2 separate regions of the Homo sapiens genome follow, and region 2 is linked to region 1. Evidence: chromatin contacts called from ENCODE Hi-C or POLR2A ChIA-PET data. All regions are on one chromosome and are shown on one strand. The core of a region is the stretch at or near the end of the contact, and the rest is flanking DNA. Distances in the headings are between cores, read along the strand shown.

Region 1 (4,526 bases), core at 672-3,171:
CGTGCTGAGTACTTTGAACTAAAGGAGATTGGAAGGCCTTAGAAGCAGTCTCAGAAGTAAAATCTCTCTCTGAACTTCTCTTGCCCTATTTCCCACCCCTTCTTCTCCCTGAATTCATAGAAACTAGAATTCCTCTTCCCTATGGCAGGTCATAATAACTAGAATCCCTTTCCCCCAAAGCAAGCCATAAAATCTAGAACTGTTACTCTAAGTTCCCCCTGCCTTTCTGTGTAGGCACTGGCCATGAAGAGATTCTCTGATCTACCTCTGACTGTGAGTTATAAGACCCGTGCTCCAGAAAGCCCCTGCCCCACACCCAGGAGGAAGGAATGCTGCTCAGAGAGGCCAAGAAGAATCTGAACAGACAGGCCTTGCTGGGTTTCTCCCCTCAGTCTGTTACCATTAGATCGCATCCTTTTGTCTATTTTTATGCTTAGGTTCAACGAAGAATGGACAGTGTGTATTTCTACCTAGGCATAAAAATAGACAGTTTTCCCTGGGTCACTGGGTTTTCATTTCTGAAGGCTCCTGTGTCCCATAAAACTTTGATTCGGTAAATTTGCTATGCTTTTCTCTTGTTAATCAGTCTTTTGCTATAGCAATGACCCTTATGAAGGGTGAGGAAAGGTATCTCACATCTTTTCTACCCCGCCCCCCCCCCACAATAGGGATTTATTGAACTGCACCACACCAAGTCCCAGACCCAGGAGACTGGGCTCAGAAAGTCCCACTGAGTTCCTAGGTACCAGCCTTCTGGTAGAGCAGCTTTCTTTTCTAGTGTGGCTCTATCTCTTCTTTGCATATGCCTTCAGCTTCTTCTTTCCCCTCTTTTAGGTCTACTCTGCCTCCAGCCTGTGTTTTAATCACATAAAAAATGCTATTAAAAATGTAGAATCAAGGGCTGGACAGAGTGGCTCAAACCTGTAATCCCAGCATGTTTGGAGGCTGAGGTGGGCAGATCGCTTGAGCCCAGGAGTTCGAGACCAGCCTGGGCAACATAGTGAAACCCCGTCTCAAAAAAAAAAACAAAAACAAAAACAAACAAACAAACAAACACAAAATTAGCCAGGCGGGCATGGTGGCACAGCGCCTGTAGTCCCAACTACTAGGGAGGCTGAGATGGGAGGATCGCTTGAACCTGGGAGGTCAAAGCTGCAGTGAGCCATGATCACGCCACTGCACTCCAGCCTGGGTGACAGAGCAAGACTGTTTCAAAAAGAAAAAGTTTAGAATCAAATTTTAGATTGTAAACTCTGATTGAGGTTGTTGCCTTCCAACTATGCTTATTCATCTAGAAAGAGAAGTCAGCATTTCTTGAAGTCTGGTCGCAGTATGGGGTCCCTGAGAGAAGGCCTCTCTAAAAATACCAGGGGGAGGGAGGGAGAGGTATGCGATTGAGAGTTAGGGAGGTGGTTCCAGAGAAGAGGGCAAGCCCTCAGGTTGGGCCGCCAGAGGCTCCCAGGAGAAGAAAGAAAGGGAAGCCAGGCCTGCATCCTGGTGGAGCCCGCTCCTCCCACCGCGGGGAGATCCGCCCTCAGCGCTGTGGTGGCCGGAAGTGCTGGTCTAGGGCGGGTGGGGGCGAGGGGCTGCCTGGGAGGTCAGTCTCCCGGCTGGGCTGGGATATTTATAGCACCTGGGTTTCTGGGTCTGCCTCCACCTGGATTTATTTATGCGGCCTGTGGCTGTGGCGCCTGTGGAGAATGAGGCGGGGTGGGGTGGGGGGGGGCGCGGATCTCGCTGCAAGGGTCTAGTTCTTGGCCTTGGGACTCTAGCTGGACTGGAAACGACAAATCACAACCAGGGGCTGTCTGGGGGAACACAGGCAGAGCAGCACTTGGTGCTGCGCCTGCAAAGCCGCCGATGGTTGGGCCTGTTGAAACTCGGGGCTTTCCAGATTCACGCGGTGTCGCCTTTGCGGCCGCCGTGGGCGTGGGTTAGGCAGGTGTGGGCGACGGGGAAGCGATCCCCTCCCCCGCAAGTCACCCCGGGCTCCGGTTCTCACGCCTTCCTCCGCAGCTCCTGGGAAGAATTAAAGGCGGAACAATGTTCCGTCTCCGGAGGGATCTGTACTTGGAAAGAGAACTCAGAGAGCACGTGGTGGCCGGCCCCATCTGCAGACCCAAAACTAGAGAGTCCACGTTTGCGAACCCATCTGCACTTTCGACTTTCCCTGATCACTACGTGTCTGGCTGCTCTCAGACTGCGATGACATCATTTAAAAAAAATGTAAATAACTGTCCTTTGGGTCTTTCAAGAACCTAGTGATTGAGGAGAGGGCAACGGTGAATCTCGAGGAAGGCTGTGTCGTGGGACCTTCAGGCATTGTTTAATCTGTGCAGGGCGCAGTCTTGGGCAGGCCCCAGCCCTCTCCTCTGCCCACTCGCAAAGCCCGGCCTGCTTGCTCCACCGGCAACTGGGCTGGAGGAGAGGCGAGGGGCAGGGTGGGTGCTAAGATCCTGTGCGAAAAGCCAGGACCCTCGTGGTACCTAGGGAAATGAAAATCGCGTTGACAGTAGTCCAACGCTTTCCTTTTCTCATTCACCCCTCGGGCAGCACAACGAGACAGGCACTCCTGCCAACGTCCCCATTTCACAGATGGAGAAACTGAGGCTTAGGCAAAGCAATTTGCCCCAGGGTGACGGAGCAAGCGTCAACTTCAGTTTCCAGCTCGGACGCGAGGGGCCGTCGGGGGCGTTCCGGGGAGGGGGTGCCTGGGCCGGGGGCGGCCACGCGGGGCTGGGAGAGGTTCCAGCAGCGGCGCGTGGTGTAGCCGGCGTCCGGCGGGACTGCACGGGCCTGGAGCCGCTGGAAAGGCCGGTCTGGTGGCCCGGGACGAGGGGGCGGCCTTCCCGGAATCCCGAGCAGCACGGCGGAGCCGGGGCAGCTGCCAGGCGCGGCTGGGGACCGGCTCGCGCTGCGGTTGGCGGCGGGCAGGCCACATACCGCGCAGCGTGGAGGAAATGGCTGGGATTCCTCCTGCGGCGCCGCGCGGGCCTCGGGGAGGGCGGGGCTCCCCCAGTGTGTCGGGGCGGGGGCGGGGCGCGGCGGAGGGTGAGCGGGGATCCTGGCGCTGGCGGGGGCGCCCCGACCTGAGTCCTCGTCCCTGGAGCGCTCCCGCCACTTTGCCAGCATCTGGGCCTCCAGAGCCCCGTGAACCCTCGAGAAGGGGAGCACGTGAAGGGGCTCCCCGGCCACGCCCAGCCTCCTGCCCAGTCTCTGCCTCAGGCCTAAGGGTTCAAGAGGGGCCTGAGTCACCCACCTGCAGAGCGGCCCTGCAGCCCCTGCTGATCCGAATCAGGCCCTGCCTTCTGGGGTGGCGCACGACACGCGTGGGGCCCAGCGAAGAGGATGCTGAGGACCTGGACGCTGCTCCGGACAGTGAGGCCTCCGCAGGTCCCAGTTTCAGCTTTGGAAAGTCCTGGCCACTGACGTCCTCAGTGTTCTAGGCCCAGCCTCAGGCCTTTCTGCTGCAGGCATGGTGGGCCAGGCGGAGTCGGCTTCTAGGGGATGAGGCTTGCCCTGAGAGAGAGGCCGGCCCCTTGTGAGATTGTTGGCTGCATTGTGGTGGGTGAAGTTTAGAGGCAGAGCCGGGAGGGTGGCACTGAGGTCAGTCTTGACCTGGGCCTGAGTGAGGAGGCCGCTTTACACTATACTGGGGAGTGGAGGCATGAGAAGATGGAAAACCTGGGGGTTGGGTTAGCTTGAGAAAGCTCCCAGCTTCCCCCGGACACAAGCAAAAACATGATTTGGCTGGGGAAGTGGAAGAGGGGAAGGTGAATTGAGGGTCTTAGATTGGGTCCCCTATAACATCTGCTAGGAAGGTGGCCCCTGGCACTTGGAACAGGGACTGATTGATGGATCCATGATCTCTTTCCTCCATCAGTCTCCACTAGGATGTCAGATCCAGTCAAGAGTGGCGTTTGAGAGGCGTTACCATCTGCCCTGCACCCCTAAACCCTTCCCGCTGCAGACTGCTGTACTGACACCCTCCTGCCCTTCTCTGGTTTCCAGCTCCAATGGCGTCTATTCTCTATGAATTATTCCTTGATCCCCGCAACTTCTACTCCTTCCATCTGCTTCCACGGCCACGTGATCGCACTTTTCACACTGGATCATGAATATTTGCTTGTGAACTTATCTCCCCAGCTTGACAATAGCTCTATAAGGGCAGAGATTGGCTAAATCTTTTATTAACTTTGTGGACCTACTGTCTTAGGCCAGTTTCCCGTTGCTATAAGGAAATACCCGAGACTAAGCAATTTATAAAGAAGAGAGGTTTAATTGGCTCATGTTTCTGCAGGCTTTACAGGAAGCATGGTGCTGTCATCTGCTCAGCTTCTGGTGAAGCCTCAGGGAGCTTTCAATCATGGTGGAGGGCAAAGGAGGAAGCTGTCATCTCACATGGCCAGAGGAGGAGCAAGAGAGAGCATGGGGGGAGAGGTGCCACATACTTTTAAATGACCAGATCTCGTGAGAACTCACTATGGTGAGGAGAGCACCAAGCCATGCAGGACCCACCCCCATGA
Region 2 (4,526 bases), core at 1,128-3,627, 650 kb before region 1:
CAGCACGCTCTCTCTGCCAAGCGGAGCTCAGCCTCCGAGGACACAGACATCTACAGCATCATTATCCTTACCAAGTTACCTCGTGCTTCCCAGGGTGTCAATTCAATTGTAGCCACTCTGTCTTGCAACAGCTTGGCTATTTGGGCCTCTCGTATCTGCCATCCAGCTGCCTCCTAGTAACCCCAGAGATGGCTGGGAGATCAGACTCCAGTTGTCTTTCTTGGGACTGTGACCCTGTGCCTGCAAACAGAGGGCAGGGGAGTTGCCAGCCTCACATCTGCTCAGGGAGCTCATCGGGCGCTGAGCTATTCCTATCCTTGCAGCTGCCAGCACAAGTAGCACAGCTACTCAGCACAGCTGAGTGGCCAACTGTGATGCCACCAAGGGCTCGTGCCGAGGGCAGGTGGGAAACACGAAGAGCCCAAGCCAAAGGAGCAGGCAGGTCCCCCGGGGCCTAGGTCACATGTGCTCACAAGATGTTGGGCTGGAGGGGTGGGGGTCATGGGGTTGGCCACACAGACTCATACCCACAAACACAGTTCTCTCACTCCACACCTCTAGGCCAAACAGAGTCTGTCTGCTTAAAATGAAACTAGGTCATTTGTGACCTGCTGTAGGACCCACCTGGCAGCAGTTCTTCATCAGCTGGTTTGGCTGCAAGGGAACAGGGCAGTAAGCAAACGGCTTGTCACAGTGATACACACGCTTGGCACTTTTAACAACTGCTCTTGCTGGAGCTGTCTGTGACCAAGCAGAGCCGGGCAGAACACCAGTTTCTCTCCAACCACAAAACACAGATGATGAGTTTACAGGCTTATCTTTTGTCAGAACCTCGGTAATTCTGTTCCTTGGAGGAGTAGGAGGGAGGGTCACATATAGGAATGCAGAGGGTAAACAGCAAATTCCCCCATTTCAAAAAAACAAGGATGAAGCCTATCGAGAAAAAGCTGAGTGACGGTAACAGCAAGGACAGGGAAATACCTTGAACCTCATAAACACTGGCGCATTTCTTAAGAAAAATCCATTCAGAAAGATGCCATGGCCCTCCTGTACATATTTAGTAACTATACAGCATAAGACCGAGCTGAGCGGACACATGCAGGGTGGCAGCGGCTCTGAGCTTGCAGCAGCCCCACTGCCAAGTGGCCGCTGTTGCTGGGTGGGGCGCAGGGCGCTGCAGAAGGGAGGAGGTGGAGGGGTTCCCTCAGCCCCTCAATTCTCAGCAGGTCTCGCTCCGTAACAGCGAGGTCTCTGACAAGAAAGCGAGGTGCTGCTGATCCACACGTGGAGACACAGGATTTGGAACGTGCACTCCCACAGTTCCTTCCCCGCCCCATTGCGTCTCCATGGATGCACGCAGAGGTCTCCCACTGAAATGTACTGGGAGTGGGGCTGCCTTCTTCCCAGGCACGGCTGTGAACATCAGCAGGACAGTGCAGCAAGTCTTGGATTGTAGAATGAATCAGGGAAAGCTCAGTCTGACACACAGCACGTGAGTTCTAGAAAAGGGAAGTAACAGTGTGAAGGTTAAACAAGTCCCGATGGTGGAGGCAAGATGAAAGGGAGGATGGACTCACCCCTCCCAACATCACAACCTTCAGGGAAAGGAGGCTCAGCAGTAGGTCAAAGAAAATCTCATGACTAGGCCAGGTGTGGTGGCTCATGCCCATAATCCCAGCACTTTGAGAGGCCAAGGCCGGTGGATGGCTTGAGGCCAGAAGTTCAAGACAGTCTGGACGACATAGCATCACTCTGTCTCTACCAAAATAAAAATAAAAAGTTAGCCAGGTGTGGTGGTGCATGCCTGTAGTCCCAGCTACTTCAGGAGGCTGAGGGGGGAGGACTGCTTGAGCTCACAAAGCCAAGGCTGCAGTGAGCTGTGGTCGCACCACGGCACTCCAGCCCAGGCGACAGAGCAAGACCCTGTCTGAAAAAAAAAAAAAGGGCTCACAATGTAGTTTAACACTGGATCAAAGGGAAAGTTTAATTAGGGCCAATAAAATATATAATTGATACTGAAGGACGGAAAGATCTTAAAAGCTGGGTTTTGAATAGGCGGGTTTAGTGGTCACTGGAGAGGTGCTACAGTACACCAGGCAAGAGAAGAGACTCATGGAACTTTTCTGACGGATACTAAGGAATAGGGAACACAGTTGGCTGGGAGGAGGCACGATCTCATCTGAGCTCATCATAATTAATCATAATGATGTGGGCACCCAGAGGCTATGAACACATTTCTTGTAGGAGGGGAGTGAACTTCACTCTCCCACAGTGTCAGGAACTATTCCTATGCCCCTCACTCCCACCCCCTCCACTTCCCCAAAAACCTTCAACTCTGACCATCTGGAGACTACAGCAGAGACAAGTAAATGAAAAAGCAGAAGTGGCCTGCAAACCACATCACCACCGTGTTGTATTAGAAAGTTGTGAAAGCTTTTTACTTAGTTATTAGGAAAGTGGCTAGGAGGGAAGTGGGGTTGTTTGCTGAGAAGGGATAAGATGCTCAGATATTCTCTGCCCCAGGCACATCACCCTGCTGCCAGGAAAGGACCCAGCAATGCTCACCTTCACAGCCTCAGAGCATGCCAAGGAAGGGCTGCAGGATGGAGCAGAGCTGTGTCTTCACTTCATGAGCTTTTCTAGGATAGGGAAGATACCTGTACCCAGCTTGGTATTTGATATGAGCTCAGCAAGTATGTGTTAAATAAAGGCCCAGATAAATTCAGTTTAGGAATCATGCTAACCTTGCTTTATTGAACATACTGTAGGTTATGTAACTACCTTATTTAACCTTCAGCAGAATCTTGGGAGTGTCAGAAAGGTTAAGAACTTGCTCAAGGTCACAGTAAGTAAGCTGAGGAGTCAAGATTTGAATGTAGACCTTAATTTGTGTCAAGTTTTTCCTACTACACCAAGCTGCTCATTCTCCATCCAGCCCAGTGTTCTGCTAACAGCCCAGTAAGAGCATCCTGACCTCCTCAGTGTCTAAATGGAAGGTTATGTAAGTGTCAGCGTCTCCTAGGAGCCACTCTCTCTTTTTGTATTTAGTGGAGCAGGAGCTCTGTCATTCATCTGTCTAAACCCTTATGGAATTAAACCACCTATCAAAAGAGCTGCTTTTAATAGTTTCCCAAGTTTCTAGCCTGCCATGGTAAATTGTGCTTTTATTTGTGCCAAACTTGCCTGCTGCGGTTTCAGAAACAACCCTCTCCTCCTAGCATCTCAGGTTCTGGTGCCCAGGCTCCACTCTGCCTTCTCCACCCTGGCCACGGTTTTCAATTGAGACAGGCCACCTCTCTGTATTCTGGGCTGAAGAATCCCAGTACTTACCACCTGCCCTTACAAGGTTATCACTTCACTCTCCTCTGCTCAGAGCTTCCCCAGATCCTCTGCATTTCCTTGGAGCAGGAACAAGAGCCAGATACAGAGACTCAGCACAGTAGCACAGGCAGAGAGCCCCAGGAAAATGTCTACATCAATTCTCAGTCTCCTTCCTAGACCATGATGTAGCCCAAATCATTTCTCTTTTTGTTTATTTATTCTCAAATGTATTAACCTATATTTGCCACTTTGGTACGTACTCGCCCTGACTGACAGGCACTTATTTTTTTGTTTGTTTGTTTTTTGCAAAATTTTCCCTAATGGTTTGACTACTCAGAAGTACTTGAAGTCCATGGACTTGGAGATTCTGCACTTAAATCAACCAATCCAATGAAAGCAATCCAGCCAGCTAGCTGGTGGCTTCTGAGTTAGTTTCCTTTCCTTCTGAAAATCAGAGAAGAAACCACAGAATTTTAGAAGCTGGAAAGCAGATAAATGAGTGATAACAGACTATGCACTCAAGACAGACAGACTTGAAGGTTCAGTGTGGAAAGCTGAGTACCCAATTTGTCTAGAGAACCCCAAAGGCTCATGAAATGACACCAGGTACCTCTGGAAGTAGGGGAGGGGACTGAAGCAAGGAAGAGGAGTTAAAGGCTCTTTGAGAAGCAGCTGGATCCCAAGAAGCTCTCCCAACTCCATACCACCAGGCAACTGTCTACGTCCCACCAGTCGAGATATTTATTCTCTGACGAGGACAAAACCGTTTCAGGCCTAGGGGACACGAGGCACCATGCACAGCTAAGGACAAGGCTACAATTATAACAGAGAGAGATCAAGTGAACCTATGTCTACTGAATGGTGAGCCCCCAGCCTTCTTCCCATGAAGCTCTCAGAATGCAGGTAACAAACATTTATCCTCTGGGGAACAGATAGGAAGAAACTTCTCTGGGGAATCTGACAAGCCCATGAGAAAATATCGAAAGAAACTGGCATTTATCGTCCAAACACCAGGCCAACCTGATCACCCTACAGTGAACTGCACTACAGGTTCTGCCAAGAACAAGCACAGAGCTTTCACTCTGATTTTTAGTCTCCTACTTTTAAACATTGTTTGACAACAAAGGTCACCAGGGAAAAAAAAAACAAAGACCCTCTAACAGCAGGTGTTAGAGACCAAATAACACATAATCAACAGAAGAGTA

The links. A loop is a pair of places that touch in the nucleus more often than their neighbours do. ChIA-PET counts read pairs that join two places held with the same protein, here RNA polymerase II (POLR2A). Pooled maps may share reads with other maps.
Region 2: a loop to region 1 is called in a pooled map, with 9 times the contacts of the local background. The contact joins two enhancer-like sites. A Hi-C loop is called at or near these places in 1 of 37 single-sample maps with no recorded cell type and 3 of 50 pooled maps. POLR2A ChIA-PET finds 5 or more read pairs at or near these places in 1 of 52 experiments (T-cell).

The regions. Positions count from the first base shown.
Region 1 is chr2:42,099,831-42,104,356 of GRCh38, reverse strand. No RefSeq gene overlaps it. Among named protein-coding and RNA genes, the nearest start is that of PKDCC, 54 kb to the right of the region's middle. RefSeq lists enhancers at 1,783-2,302, 2,227-3,054, 3,273-3,352 and a silencer at 2,713-3,092. Within about 2 kb of position 1,921, at least 34 of the 41 ENCODE cell types and tissues checked have a DNase peak (open chromatin) inside an H3K27ac peak, as active enhancers do.
Region 2 is chr2:42,750,347-42,754,872 of GRCh38, reverse strand. It overlaps MTA3 (metastasis associated 1 family member 3), which reads right to left. Exons shown (of 17, transcript NM_001330442.2): 17 at 1-1,499. The coding sequence ends at 1,474. Among named protein-coding and RNA genes, the nearest start is that of OXER1, 12 kb to the left of the region's middle. Within about 2 kb of position 2,377, at least 3 of the 41 ENCODE cell types and tissues checked have a DNase peak (open chromatin) inside an H3K27ac peak, as active enhancers do.